Linked DNA regions of Homo sapiens: region 2 is linked to region 1. Evidence: read pairs that join two places in POLR2A ChIA-PET (ENCODE). Cell type or tissue: HepG2. All regions are shown on one strand.

The links. ChIA-PET counts read pairs that join two places held together with the same protein. Peaks named below come from ENCODE experiments on the same cell type or tissue, not always from the same donor. Only the 100,000 strongest peaks of a DNase experiment are listed, where the experiment ranks them.
Region 2: POLR2A ChIA-PET joins it to region 1 with 16 read pairs; 8 of 35 experiments call an interaction of 5 or more read pairs at or near these places.

What each region holds. Positions count from the first base shown.
Region 1 is chr16:69,393,127-69,401,126 of GRCh38, reverse strand. No RefSeq gene overlaps it. Among named protein-coding and RNA genes, the nearest start is that of TERF2, 11 kb to the right of the region's middle. In HepG2, CTCF peaks have their summits at 2,632, 4,191 and 4,889 (motif pointing left); DNase peaks (open chromatin) are centred at 2,616, 4,356 and 4,836; H3K4me3 peaks cover 1,255 bases.
Region 2 is chr16:69,518,146-69,526,145 of GRCh38, reverse strand. LOC105371325 (a long non-coding RNA gene) reads right to left here and starts at 3,471. Exons shown (of 3, transcript XR_933697.3): 1 at 3,066-3,471; 2 at 2,409-2,558; 3 at 1,589-1,675. RefSeq lists an enhancer at 2,036-3,235. In HepG2, no CTCF peak of the experiment used is centred here; DNase peaks (open chromatin) are centred at 3,215, 4,635 and 5,081; H3K4me3 peaks cover 1,368 bases.

The DNA of each region.
Region 1 (8,000 bases):
CTTCCTGTGTCCACGTGTTCTCATTGTTCAATTCCCACCTATGAGTGAGAACATGCGGTGTTTGGTTTTTCAGTAAACATTCTTGTACAGTTCTCATTATACACACATACAAGTACCTTATAGTCAATAAACATTCGGTCGTGCAAATAAAAAGTCAATATGCAATCTTAGAATGAGGTTTAGGTACAATGAAACTCTAAATTTACCGTTTAAAAATTGTCATCATCGTGGGCATTTTGCACCTCTGTAGATTATTATGGTGTGGCCCTGAGACTGGGGCTTGTGGAAGAACTGACTGAAGATGTTTCCTTGGCCAGGGAGAGAGAGAGAGAGCTGTAAAACACCCTTGTGAAAGGTAGGGCTGGGATACTCAAGACTGTGCTATCTAACACAGTAGCCACTAGCCACAAGTGGCTATTTAATTTTAAACTTAAGTGTGTTAAAGTTAAATCAAATTAAAAATTCAGTTCCTCAGTTATAGAAGCCACATTTTAAGTGCTCAAAAGCCACATATAATCAGTGGCTACCATATTGAGTGCGAATACAGAACATGTCCATCATTAAAGAAAGTTCTGGCCAGGCGCAGTGGCTTACGCCTGTAACCCCAACACTTTGGGAGGCTGAGACAGGTGGATCACCTGAGGTCAGGAGTTCAAGACCAGCCTGGCCAACATGGTGAAACCCTGTCACTACTAAAAATACAAAAATCAGCCGAGCGTGTTGGCAGGCACCTGTAATCCCAGCTACTCAGGAGGCTGAGGCTGGAGAATCGCTTGAACCTGGGTGGTGGAGGTTGCAGTGAGCCGATATTGTGAATTCAAGTCAGGCTCAGTAGCTCACGTCTGTAACCCCAGAACTTTGGGAGGCCATTTGGAAGATTGAGGCAGGAAGATCACTTGAGCCCAGGAGTTCAAGTCTGCATTGAGCTATGATGGCACCACTGCACTCCAGCTTGGGTGACAGAGTGAGACTGTCTCAAAAAGAAAAAGAAAAAGCAAGTTCTGTGGGACAGTACTACTCCAGAAGTTATTTTATATAGTCCTATCTAGTAGCCAATTTAAAATTTCCTTTCCTGAAATGTAATTACTTCCATTATTACTAAACCTTTGATGAAGTATTTTAAATAATAGTAAGAGCTAACATTTATTGAATGTATGTATTGGTTAGTTTTCTTTGTTGCAGAAAACAGATTTCACTCTTGCTAATTTAAACATAAAAGGATTTATTAAGGGGTATGGATAGCTCATGGACTCATTAGGGAAGTTGAAGAAATAGACACTAGGATAAATATCCAGGAATGACTTTCAAAATTACACTGTGGTTGGGCACAGTGGCTCATGCTTGTAAACCTAGCACTTTGGGGGGCCAAAGCAGGAAGAGCGTTTGAAGCCACTAGTTTGAGGCTGCAGTGAGCTACGATTGCACCACTGCACTCCAGCCTGGGTGACAGAATGAGACCCTGACTCAAAAAAGAAAAGAAAAGAATTGCTAAGCAGCCACCACAGCTGTTGGCTCCAGAATAGCATTGCCTCTGCCCTGACCAGTGCCAGCAAAATGGATGCTTCCTGCTCTGTCTCCCCCTCCACGTGACTCATAGTTATCAAGTCTCACACAGTACAATCCAAATCATAAACAGAACCAGAGCTGCAAGGGTGTTTGAGAAATGTCATATTTAGCTTTCCATCCTCTACAGTCCAGGAAGCAAATCTAGAAAGGGGTTGGGATGGGTTTTGAGTGACCCAGTCCAAAGCATCTGCCACAACTTGCCAGGTGCCAAGTCTTGGAAACATGCCTGATCTCATTTCATTCTTACAAGAATTCAGTGAGGCAGGGACTATAATCATCCCCATTTGACAGATGAGGACACGACAGTCATGGTGGGGTGCATGGTATAACCTTAGTTGTGCATTGGAGAATTAAAAGAGGACCGGCTGGGCGCAGTGGCTCACACCTGCAATCCCAGCACTTTGGGAAACTGAGGTGAGAGGATCACTTGAAGCCAGGAGTTCAAGACCAGCAGCATAGCAAGACTCTGTCTCTATTTTACTTAAAAAGAAATAGACCGGGTGCGATGGCTCATACCTGAAATCCTAGCACTTTGGAAGGCAGAGGTGGGCGGATCACCTGAGGTCAGGAGTTCAAGACCAGCCTGGCCAACATGGTGAAACCCCATCTCTACTAAAAATACAAAACTTAGCTGGGCGTGGTGGCAGATGCCTGTAATCCCAGCTACTCGGGAGGCTGAGGCAGGAGAATCGCTTGAACCCAGGAGGTGGAGGTTGCAATGAGCCGAGATCGCGCCACTGCACTCCAGCCTGGGCGACAGAGTGAGACTCTGTCTCAAAAAAAAAGAAAAGAAAAGAAATAAAGATGGGCAACATAGCAAGATTCTGTCTCTATTTTATTTAAAAAAGAAAAAAAAGAGAAGGGCTTCTTGTCTACTCTTGGAGAGAAGTAACATAAAGAGGAGAAGAGAAAGCTGCCTGGAGAAATTGGGATGACCCATGAGAAGAAAGCATCAATCCCAACGTGTCAAAGGACAGCCAGGATGAATCTGAGAGCTCATGAGTAGTGCTGTTGAATGCGTTCATGCCAGATTCCAGAGTCCCTGCTCTCTCCCTAAAACCATGCTGCCCCCAATGGAAAGAACCAGAACTTACCCACCCATAGCAAAGACAGAAGGACACGGCCCTGGTTGTATTCCCACAACTCCACTTGCATCTGTGGCACAGAACACAGTGAGAAAGTGAAAAAACTCAACAGGGAAGGCTTCCAGAAGCAGGTGAGTTGTCAGTCGCTTTTAGAAGAGAAGCGAAGTGTTAGGCTGTGAGAAAGCAGATGATTTCAGATGGAAGAATTCACACGCCCTCATGCCAAGACTCAGAAGCTGAGAGGGGCAGCCACTAGAGCAAATCAAAGCAATGCCCTTGACTGAGGATAAAGGAAGTGAGTCAGTGTTTGGGAGAAAACAATAAATAAACTGGTGGGGAACCGGGGTGTGCGGCAGAATAAGATCATGTGAAACCCTTCCTGTGATTATAGTTTTATGAAAATATTAAACTATCTATTGAAATTCATTTTGGAACAGAATGAAAATCTTGGAGACTGGATCCTGGAAACTTTTTAACAAATGCCCCCACATGATTGATTGCCTGTCTTGGCTGTCTTGATTTGCCTGTTCTGAGGTCTAGCCTCCATCTCATCTCTCCTTCCCTGGAACCTTGCCCCAGCTTTTGGGACTTGGGGGCTGGGGCCTGTTTGCATCATTCTTTCCTGAAGACATTCTAATATGATCAAAAGATAACTATGGGCTGGGTGGGATGGCTCACACCTGTAGTCCCAGCTACTTGGGAGGCTGAGGTGGGAGGATATCTTCAGCCTGGGAAGTCCAAGTCTGCAGTGAGCCATGACCGAGCCACTGCACTCCAGCCTGGGCAGCAGAGCAAGCTCTTGTCTCAAAGAAGATAACCAGCCAGGCGCGGGGGCTCACACCTGTAATCCCAACACTTTGGGAGGTTGAGTCGGGCGGATCATGAGGTCAGGAGATCAAGACCATCCTGGCTAACACGGTGAAACCCCATCTCTACTAAAAATACAAAAAATTAGCCAGGCATGGTGGCAGACGCCTGTAGTCCCAGCTACTCAGGAGGCTGAGGCAGGAGAATGACGTGAACCTGGGAGGCAGAGCTTGCATTGAGCCGAGATCACGCCTGCACTCCAGCCTGGGTGACAGAGCGAGACTCCGTCTCAAAAAAAAAAAAAAAAGACAACTATGTCAGGGGAAGAATACATTTCTTATAAAAATATAGGAAATGAATCTTTTGGTGCTGGGAGATTCTGAATAATTTGAGAAGGGGTGTCTACACCCCAGAAATGTGGCTGTATGTATGATTCTTATATTGCTTAAGCTTTATTAAACAATATTATTAACTCATATTTTAACAAGTCTTTCCAGTTGCCAGGTCCCATGCTAAGCAATTTGATAATGTATTATATCATTTAACCCTCACAGCAATTAACAGTCTTAGAGGTCTTTGGTATCCCCATCTTACAGATGAGGAATCCCAAAGTACTGGGATTACATGCATGAGCCACCACGCCCGGCCGATATATATATATTATAAAAGTAATAGATTAGTGCATTCTCAGAAGAGCCCTCTCGCTAGAATAGCCAGAGCTCTCTGACCTTCTCAAGGCTCCTCCTAGTGAGAAAGACTGAGCAGCAAGAACAGAGACTTGTTGTGGTTAAATGTTAACTTGTGTTTATTTCTCTACAACTGCCTGTTGTTTAATTTGGCCAACCCAGTGCAGATTCTTTCGTAAGCCTGTATGTAATTTCTGAACACCAGACCTACGACCTTTACACACATGCTAAACATTTATAGAGTGGGAGCGTTCTTTTTCTCCATCAGTGAGTTAAGTAAATACCAACATCCTCCCCCCTGAAAAAAAGTATTCTTTGATCTACACTAAAGATAAACTGGCAGTAATTCACTGACCAGCTGAGGGTTTTAAAGCAGATTCTTTGATAAGCCAGTTAATTTCAGAGGGCACTGGGGCTTGTTTCTTCCTGATACTGGGTTTTAAGTCATAAAGGCTTAGCATTACAGAAATGGAAAGAGAACTTTTAACATGATCTCATCAAACCCCCTCAATTTAATGGATGAGAAAACTGTGAGCTCCAGAGAGAGAAAAGGCAGTTTAACTCGCAGATGTGTTAACAAAGAGCCATACAGAAATGTTTTGTTACACAACAATTCCTGCGGCATTTTAAGCCTTCTGTGGTTATTGCGTTTTGTTTCCTTTATGATCTGGTGATGCAAGGACAGTATTTGGGCCTGGAAATGGAAACCTGGGGACGCTAATCCTCAGCTTTGTGCTGACGTCAGAGATATTTGAGAATCGTTGCTGCCCCCTGCTGGAAGTTTAAGATTTCATGGTCTCTCAAGATTATATGGAATTTTTGTAATGGTTTAAAAAATTGGAAAAGTAAGCTTTCCTTTGGTCAAAATTTTTAGGCCAGGTGTAGTGGCTCATGCCTGTAATCCCAACAGTTTGGGAGGCTGAGGTGGGAGGATCCATTGAGGCCAGGAGTTTGAGACCAGTCAGGGCAATATAGCAAGACCCCCTCTCTACAAAAAATACATAAAAATAAAATAAAATAAAATTTTGAACCAGCATGAAAGAGTATAAAGAGAAAAGAAAAATCTTCCCTTCCTAGTTCCATTTTCTAGTTCTATTGCTAGCAATTTTTTAACATTCTTTCACAATTTTTTCTATGAATGTATCTATATATATATATATCCATATGTATATAATTTTTATCCACAAGTAGGATAATACTGATACCCTGTTTTGAAACTTGCTTTTCTTTCTTTTTTCTTTTTTTTTGAGACAAAGTCTCGCTCTGTCGCCCAGGCTGGAGTGCAGTGGTGCAATCTCTGCTCACTGCAACCTTCTCCTGGGTTCAAGTGATTCTCCTGCCTCAGCCTCCTGAGTAGCTGGAATTACAGGCGTGTGCCACCACACCTAGCTAATTTCTGTAATTTTAGTAGAGACAAGGTTTCACCATGTTAGCCAGGCTGGTCTCGAACTCCTGGCCTCAAGTGATCTGCCTGCCTCGACCTCCCAAAGTGGTGGGATTGCAGGCACGAGCCACTGCACCTAGCCGAAACTTGCTTTTCTCTTTTTTATTTTCTTCATTTGGAAGAGGTAATACATTCAAAAGATTCCTAAGTTTAAAAAATTGTCTTTTACATCTTTTCAAAGCTGTATGTAGTGACAAACCTCATTCCTTCTGATGGAGGCATAATATTCCATTGCTTGAATGTATCATAAATTATTTATTCAGTCCTCTTTTGATGGATTAAAAAGTACATCTCGGTAAGAATAGGGACTTTATTATAGGTACTTTGTTTTTGCTGTTCCTGATAGTGGGAATATGTCAACAGAATGTGTCTAATGAATGAATAGACATTTGCCAACTCTCTAATATTTGTCCATTTCAAAAATGCTGCATTGTTGGGATCTCAAATCTAAGCAAAAGAAAAAAATTGCTGCCCTGAATATCTTTGTGCCTACATTGTTGGCATAGGATGGAGCTGGGAGAAACCATAGGTTCAAAATACATGTGAATTTTAAGTTTTGATAGATACTGCCAAATTGTTACTTTTGATGAGGAATATAATAATTTGATCATTTCCCTACTTGACAGGGCATCAAAACCAGAATCTCCCAGAGAGTTTAATTTAAAATAGCTCCTTTCTGCGCACCCCCTCCATGCTAATTCAGCAGGTAGGGGAGGAATCAGAATAGATTCCTAGTTCAGCAGTTAGGAGAAGAATCAGAAATATACAAAATTCCCATTGCTGGGGAATCTGTATATATAACGATGCTCCCTCAGGACTGGGAAGGGCCACATAATCTATCCATTTCTTGCCATGTAGTAGCAGATGGGAATGTGCTCATATAGCCTAATCTTAATAGGGTTACTCACATGTTACGCACTCCATGTTTACTGACTGCCTGCTGAGTGCAAGACCCTATGCTCCCTCTTCCAGAGGCAAGACAGAACTGGGGGTGTGGTGTGGATTTCTCCACTCCCACGGGTGGCAATGCTGGGGTGAGTGGGTGCGTTAGTTGCTGTACCTGCTGGCCCCTGGCTGGGGGTTGGGAAGAAAGCAGTGTGTGGGTGAAACTCAGGAATCCTGCAGCACTCCAGTGCCCAGAATTTTTAAAAGGCCCAGCCCTGCTCTCAGCAACATGTATCTATCTCTAGTAAAAACAAAGCTGGCGCTTCTGCTAGATCTTCTTGGGTGACTTCTACCAGGGTTTCCCCGAAAGCTGGTATGTGGGACAGGGCACAGACATCTCCCTCTGGGCCCTACTAAACCAGTTAAAATAAGCAGATAAAACCCACATGCGAAATGCGCCATGGACAGTCAACAGATGACACTCATAAAAAGAGATGACAGATTTCACCATCATTCACGACCCACCCAAATGTCACGTCCTCTGGGCTCTTTCCAAGGCAGCTCCTGTCCCAAGTGGGTGTTGTTTCCATGCAGTGCATGGCACTGGAAATATAACAACAAAAGAAAAAAAGATACTACCTCTGCTCCCAGAGGCTATGTAAAATGTCTCCTATCTGCTTTACTGCATGATCCCATCTGATGCTCCCAACCAACAGTGCAGGAAATTCAGAGAAGTTAAATAACCAGATAAAAGCCACACAATTTGTTTAGTACAGTGGTCTTCACATTTTTTTGCTTGCATATTCCATCAAATAATTTTGAAAAACTGTATGTCCCTAGAAACAAGTCTACACATACATGGTTACTTAATTTATAACAAAGGTAGCCCTACAGAGAGTAGAGAAAAGAGATATTTTTAATAAATGGTGCTAGGATAGCTGGATACCTATATGGAAAAAAATGAAATTGGACCCTGCTTCATATCATTTGCAAGCATCAAATTCAGGTGGATAAAAGACTAATACGTGAAAGGCAAAAATCTACAACTTTTTAGAAGATAACATAAGCTAATATCTTCATGACTTCTGAATAAGGAAGGATTTATTAAACAAGCAACTAACAGCACTCACAATGAAAGAAAATGATAGATTCAGCCAGGTGCAGTGGCTCACGCCCATAATCCTAGCACTTCAGGAGGCTGAGGCAGGAGGATCCCTTGAGCCCGGGAGGTTGAGGCTGCAACAACCCAAATGTCTATCGATAAGAGAATGGGTAAATCAATTGTGGCTTTTTTTTTTTTTGAGATGGAGTTTCGCTCTTGTTGCCCAAGATGGTGTGCAATGGCACGATCTTGGCTCACTGCAACCTCCACCTCCCAGGTTCAAGCAACTCTCCTGCCTCAGCCTCCCGAGTAGCTTGCATTACAGGTGCACGCCACCATGCCCAGCTAATTTTTTTGTATTTTTAGTAGAAACACGATTTCACCATGTTAGCCAGGCTGGTCTCAAACTCCTGAACTCAGATGAT
Region 2 (8,000 bases), 130 kb before region 1:
AGTTCGAGACCAGCCTCACCAACATGGAGAAACCCCGTCTCTACTAAAAACACAAAAAATTAGCCAGGCGTGGTGGCGCATGCCTGGAATCCCAACTACTCAGGAGGCTGAGGCAGAAGAATCGCTTGAGCCTAGGAGGCGGAGGTTGCGGTAGCCGAGATCGCGCCATTGCACTCCAGCCTGGGCAACAAGAGCAAAACTCCGTCTCAAAAAAAAAAAGAAAGAAAGAAAAGAAAAGAGAAAGAAAGTTCCACATCCCAGGAAACCCCTTATCCTAGACATCACAGGAAACAACTCAGTCCTGGACAAACCGGGATGGTTGGTCACCCTTCTTACATGATCATTTCTTAAAGCCGAATTCATAACCAACATTCACAACTGAGAGGATTTCTCATGAAATATTCCAAATGTCCAGAATCTCTTAAAAACTGGACAGCTTGGTAACTCTGCACCCAAATTTTGCACATGGAAACAATTGGCTGGTGTTGAGCGGTAGCAGCTTCTCCCCGATGGATCAAGCACTCACTGCTTTGCCACAGTCCCCATCACTCCTTGTCTTACATACACCCGTCCACTTCACTCCAGGTATTACCTGCCTGGCTCCTGTAGCATTAGAGTTTGCAACCCTTGAGGTAAATGTACTCTAGCCTTTGAAGAGCTTACAAATTTAAGAGATGGCCGTGCACAATGGCTCTCACCTGTAATCCCAGCTACTTGGGAGGCCAAGGTGGGAGGACTGCTTGAGGCCAGGAGTTTGAGACCAGCATGGGCAACATTGGGAGACTCCTGTCTCTATAAAAATTTTTTTCTTAAAATTATCCGGTTTGGTGGCATGTGCCTATAGGCCCAGCCACTCCAGAGGCCAGCCTGGGCAACAGCGGGAGACCCCCGTCTCTAAAAAACAAACAAACAAAAACTTAAGAGACGAAACTTTTAAAAGCTGACCCTGGGTTACTCCTTTCCAAATGTTCCAAGATAGGAATATTTTAGTGGCTACAAAACACCATCAATTTTCTTCTTCTTTTTTTGAGACGGATCTCGCTCTGTTGCCCAGGCTGGAGTGCAGTGGCACAATCTCGGCTCACTGCAACCTCCACCTCCCCGTTCAAGCAATTCTCCTGCCTCAGCCTCCCGAGTAGCTGGGATTACAGGTGCATACCACCATGCCCTGCTAATTTTTGTATTTTTAGTAGACACGGGGTTTCACCATCTTGGCCAGGCTGGTCTCGAACTCCTGACCTCAGGCAATCCACCCACCTCGGCCTCCCAAAGTGCTGGGATTACAGGTGTGAGCCACCGCGCCTGGGCAAAACACCATCAATTTTCTTACTTGTGCTCTTACTTAATAAACAAAGTAATGTAAACAGTGAGACTTTACACTGTTTGCCATAAAACTTAGTGGTGGTGGTGTTCAACGTAAAAAAAAAAAAATTAAAACTCCGCTGTTTTCATCTTGAATTGACCCTCAAGCACAAATTCTAGTTGCAAGTAATAGAAACCGAATCTAAAGTAGTTTCAGGAGAGAGACTGATTTAATGACTTCTGTAATCAAATTACAGACCAGTGGGAGTGGGTATCTGGATCCACGGTCAACTGGATTCAGAAACTCCAGTTCTGCTCAAGCCAGAATTCTGTTCCAGGTTCTCTGCAAATCGGCTTCATTCTCTCAGGCCAGCTACTCCACAGGGAAGGGGAAATGAACAAAGGCAGCTCTGAGCTGACATCCTTACTATTTGAAACCCAAAAGGTGGAAATGTTGTGGAGAGAGGGAGTACACTTTTTTCTACTAGTTGGAAAAATCCTAGGAAAGAATTTCTGTTCCTGGGCCTATCTAGGGTCTGTTCCCAGAAGAAAGGAGGGATGGGTTTCAAGCAGGCCCAAATCATATCTACCAACAGGTCACTCTCTGTGGGTTTTAATGATCTTTAGAGTCCTCCAGGTTGGAAGCTCTTCTCTGTAGTCTAGTTTTTTTGGTAGCAGTGATAGTAACCATAATTGCTTACAATGCGCCAGACACTATTTTCATTGCTTTGCATATTACATGCATGTGCATAAATACATATTATCTCACTTAATCCCCTCAACAACCCCCTAAGGGAGTTTATTCTCCCTGTTTTACAAATTTGGAAACTAAGACACAAAGCAGTTAAGTAGTTGAGACGCTTGCCAAGTGGGCCCGACATCAGCTGTGAACTGAACCCAGGCGGCCTAGCCAGAAATCACAGGGCCCAATCATATCACAGCTGCCTATCTGAGAGAGCTATATACTAGACTATAAAAGATTTGTCACAAACGCCTGCGTGCTGGCAATGCGCAAAGGTGTGACCAATAATGGTGTGGCTTTCCATCTGTGAGCGTGGGTTGGGGACTGGGTGAGAGGTCTCCCAGATTCCTGCCATGCTTGCTACCTGTGCTGGGAAATCCGGCTTTGATCTGCCCCTGGAGCCACCGGGCACAGCACTATCTGTTTATCTAGCTCTCCGCCAGGCACCTTGCCTCAGACTCTCCCGCTGCTGCATTTTTACTTCTCATCAAATCTGCATCCAGTGACCCGAGTCCTGCATCAGTAATCAGAAAAATCATGTTTTGATTTTTTGTTTTGTTTTGTTTTGTGTTCCTAGTCTAGACTCTGTTTCTAACAGAATACAAATAGCAACATGTTTGTTGATTGTCTGGGTTTTAGAGGACTTAAACTCAATTGAACAAATGCGTAGTGAGTTTCTACAATGAGCCTATGTGGCCAGAGGTTATAGCAACAAGTGAGAAGCAGATTCTGCCCTTAACAACCAAAAAGCTACATTTTTAAAAAAGGACTTATCTCTAAACTCTCCGTTCTGGATTAGGCAAAAGCTTTCTGGATGGTCTGGGTCCCTTCAGTTTCTCGATGTTTTCAATTCTTTGAAAGAGCTGCAGCCAGTCTAGTGGCTGTAGAATGCCGCTTTCATCGACAGCAGGAACGTCTTTCCTCCCACCCCAGGACTAAATCGGACCTTTAAATCAGGCCTTCTCCCTTACCTTGGGGTAACCCAACCCAAGTGAATTGATTTGCTCCCTGCATTGTTAACCTGTGGGAATTAAGCTTGTCTATTGTTGTCTCCTGGTGCACACCCCTTCTTTGTAATTGACCTTCATCCAGAATTCTTGGTAGGCTTAGGCAGCCATATTTTAATCACATGATTTTCTTCTTGGCCACAGCTGATTGGTTCTGAGTGATCACCTGACCCAGCCCATGGGCTGAACTGAGCCAATCGGCTTCTTTGTCCTTCAGAGTCTGACTTAAATAGTTCAGAGAGTGAATGAGGAAGGTTGGGCCTGGAGCAGGAGAGTATTGTGGCATTAAGATGTCAAGCTTGCACCAGGTAAAATCCTAATAAGAGAGATAAGCCAGAGGATGAAGCCTATGTACAGAAAAGAGCAGAAGTAAGAGACCATCCATGAGGCATGATCGCAAGAGAGGAAAGGAGAGAAGGAGGAGGGTCGGTGCCCAATTTACCAGGTCTCTTTTGAATCCATGTCTTAGCCTTGGATGTCTGATGCACCTTTCAATAAACTCCCAATTTATTTGAGCAAGTTTGGTACGGCCTCAGTTTCATGCAACTTAATTGATTAGAATATCAAAATATTTTGCCCATATTATGATTATCACAGTTATTACAATAAAAGATAGATATTCTGCCTATCCCCAACAGATGGTCATGTCTTTTTTTCATCTTTCTGTCTCCACTACTTTCCCTTGCCTCTGTGCCTAGAGCGTAGCATGTGCTCAATAAAAGCTTGATGAAAGAATGAAGGAATGTTCATCTCCTCTAAATTTCTCTGCCTGGCTTTCCAGCCTTCCCCCATCTGGCCCCGTATCTAACCTCATTACCCACTACTCCTTACTCCACACCCTCCACTGTGGTTAAACCAGTCTCACCAAGGCATCCGGCTCATTTCTCTGGGCCTTTCCTCATGCTGGAATGCCCTCCTCCCTCTTCTTCACCTACTTATCCTTCTTAAATCAGCCCCCTCCTTCTCCATCCATTCTTCAGACATTTACTGAATGCCCACTGTGTGTCAGACATTATGCTAAGCGCTGGGCTACAGTGGGGAAAAAAACAGATGTGCTTTCTGTAGCCATGTTACTTATTGTAAAAGGGGAAAGATGTATTCGTTTTGAAGAGAAACCAGAGTATATGTTGCTTATTGTCTTACAAACCTTCCCTGTGAAGTTTCCTCCAAGAGCTGCACCACCCCCCGCCATCTCCTGCTCATCTTCCTCCTCGCTTACCTCGTTTAATTCTTCCTAACTCACATCACTGTTTGTTAACAGGTTCTCTTGAGTTTGTTTTGCCCACCAAGCCTCCTCCTATTAACTGGATTTTATGTGTCTTCAGGGCTGAAGCCTGAATCTTGTACTTTTTCTATTTATACTTACGTGGCTCAGCAACAGGGACACAGTGGGCACCTAAAAAATAACTCTTCACTGCCTGCCTGCTTGATCAAAAATGTCTCCTGCCCTCCTGGCCTGGTAAATGAAAGGACAGAGAGGTATTTGTCTGTCTTTGCAATCCCAGGAATAAACATCAGCCTGGATTTCAGCTGATCCCCATAACCCTGGCCATAAAGCACCATCTAAAGCCAGGGGAGAGATGAACAAATAGAGGTTGTATTTGTTCTGTTTAGTCCCGGGTACTCTGGGGGAAGGCTTCACAGACCTCCTCACCACAAACCCATGCTAACAAACAAGAAGCCACTTCTCTGGCAGTCTCCTGTACAGTGTCCTTTTACCTGGGAGTCAGCTCCCTTGTCTCCAGCCCTTTTGAAAGACACCTTTCAGCTCTGTGTCTTTACTGGGTGGAAGGGAAAGAAAAATTAGGGGCACTAGATTTCATTCTCTCCCCAGACATAAGCAAAGGTAGTCCACCCCAGACCGAGCTCAGCAAAACCTCACCACAGAGTTTCTCTGCATAAAGAAAGTGCCTTTTTGAAACACAAAGTCAGTCTTTCAAATCAGGAAGGGAAAAAATAACCCACCAACCAACCCCAAACCTGCACTTGGCCAAAATCCTGAGGTTGGTGGCAGGATTGAACTGAATCATTTCTCTTTACTCTGATTGCATCAGCGACAGGCAGCTACTTGGTCCCCAGAAGAGGCCTCATGCCATGTTTGTGCCTAATTTTGATTCCTTATTTTCTTGTAAGCAAAGCCATCTTAACTAATGTGAGATGGGAATTGGGTTCAACCCAGGTGGCTGAGGCCAGAAACTGATAGTTGTGAGACAGAAACTGTTATACCCATTAGGGGCTGTTCCTCTTAAGTCTAAACTAGCTCCATCTCTCTGTTCCCTGTTTGAGAGGTTCCATGATACCTTTGACATGAAGTCCTAGCTCTTAAGTATCCTAAGTTCTATGTAGTGATAACTACAACTTTTTGAGCAAAGTCTTCCTAAGTACTCTGCCCTTGCCTAGACATTATATATAAAGTATTTCACTGGATCCTTTAAGAAAACAAACACCCCATGAGGTAGGTGCTATGGTTAGATCCATTTTATAGATATGGAAACTGAGGCCCAGAGAAATTAGGTGCCTTGTGCATAGCTGAGGCGGGACTTGGACCCAGGCTGCTGACTACAAAGCCTACACTCTTTTTTTTTTTCTTTTTTTTTGAGACAGAGTGTTGCTCTTGTTGCCCAGGCTGGAGTGCAATGGTGCGATCTCGGCTCACCGCAATCTCCACCTCCAGGGTTCAAGCAAGTAGCTGGGATTCCAGACATGTGCCACCATGCCCAGCTAATTTTGTATTTTTAGTAGAGATGGGGTTTCTCCATGTTGGTCAGGCTGGTCTCAAACTCCTGACCTCAGGTGATCTGCCCGCCTCAGCCTCCCAAAGTGCTGGGATTACAAGTGTGAGCCACCAAGTCCAAAAGCCCACACCCTTAATCACTGTGCAAATGAGTCTCCCTTTCTTCTCACCTTTCCAAGGACCCCCCATTCTCTAAAGACTGAAGGAAATTCCACCCCCTTCCAGATATCTGCAGCCCACTCTGAGCTCTCCCTTAACTGACTGACTTCCTCTAGTCTGTTAACACCTCGCAGGACATTTTGAAATCATCATTCATTTGTGCAATAATTATTGAGCACCTATGTATGCCAGACGCTGTTCTAGGAGACCCAGCTGTGAACAGAACAGACAAAAGTCCTTGCCCTCACGGACTTTACATTCTATGGAAGCAGACTGACACGCAAAAATACAAATACACTTTGGGAGGCTGAGGCGGGTAGATCGCTTGAGCCCAGGAGTTAGAGACCAGCCTGGGCAACAGGGTGAAACCCCATCTCTACAAAAAATATAAAAATTGGCCTGGAGTGGTGCTGTGTCCCTGTAGTCCCAGCTACTCCGGTGGCTGAAGCTGGAGAATGGCTTAAGCTCAGGAGTTTGAGGCTGCAGTGAGCTGTGATGATGCCACTGCACTCCAGCCTGGACAACAGAATGAGACCCCATCTCAAAAAAAAAAAAAAAAAAAAAGAATATAAATACGTAAAAAAATTATATTAAGGCCAGGCGTGGTAGCTCACACTTGTAATCCCAGCACTTTGGGAGGTCAAGGCAGTGGATCACCTGAGGTCAGGAGTTCGAGACCAGCCTGGCCACCATTGTGAAACCCTGTCTCAACTGAAAATACAAAAATTAGCTGGGCATGGCGGCACACACCTGTTGTCCCACCTACTTGGGAGGCCGAGGCAGGAGAATGGCTTGAATCTCGGAGGAGGAGGTTGTAGTGAGCCAAGATCACGCCAATGAACTCCAGCCTAGGTGACAGAGCAAGACTCCATCTCAAAAAAAAAAAAAAAAAAAAAAAGAAAAGAAAAAAACTGTATTAGATAGCAATAAGTGCTAAATTGAGAAATAAGACAGAGAAAGGAGATAGAGAATGTGTCAGAAAAGGTAGAATTGCACACAGAGTGGCCAGGGCAGGCCTTACTGGGAATGTGATACCAAACTTCAGAGCTAAGAAGACTGAGGCATGGAAAGGGAAGGGCATTTGAAATGGAGGGAAGGGAAACTACAAGGGCACAGAGGCCGACGTGTGCCTGCTGCACTCAAGGAACAACGAGGGGACCAGCGTGACGGGAGGAGGACAAGTGAAGGCAAGCATAGTTAGGAATGCAGTGAGAGAGGTGAGAAGAGGACACCAGCCTCTGTGGAGGCCTGCAGAGCCTGGCGAGGGTGTTGGTGTTTATTCCGAGTGGAATGGGGAGCTCGTAGAGGATTCTGAGTAGCCTAGTGTGGGGTGGGAAAGTGTGATGCCTTTCCTCACCCATCATAAAGGTCACTGCCAACACTCCTATAACAAAAGATAGGTTAACAAGAGAAAAGCCTAACACGTTTGTTTGTTTATTTATTTATTTGAGACTGAGTTTCATTCTTGTCCCCCAGGCTGGAGTGCAATGGCGCAATCTGGGCTCGCTGCAACATCTGCCTCCTGGGTTCAAGCGATTCTCCTGCCTCAGCCTCCTGAGTAGCTGGGATTACAGGTGCCCGCCACCACGCCCGGCTAATTTTTGTATTTTTAGTAGAGACGGGGTTTCACCATGTTGGCCAGGCTGGTCTCTAACTCCTGACCTCAAGTGATCCGCCTGTCTTGGCCTCCTAAAGCGCTGGGATCACAGGCCTGAGCCACCACGCCTGGCCCTTACACATTTATTTAATCAAAGGTTTTTTTTTTTTTTAATGCTTTAAGTTCTAGGGTACATGTGCACAACATGCAGGTTTGTTACATATGTATACATGGGCCATGTTGCTGTGCTGCACCCATTAACTCATCATTTACATTAGGTATATCTCCTAATGCTATCCCTTCCCCCTCCCCCAACCCCACGACAGGCCCCGGCGTGTGATGTTCTCCACCCTGTGTCCAAGTGTTCTCATTGTTCAATTCCCACCTATAAGTGAAAACATGTGGTGTTTGGTTTTCTGTCCTTGTGATAGTTTGCTCAGAATGATGGTTTCTAGCTTC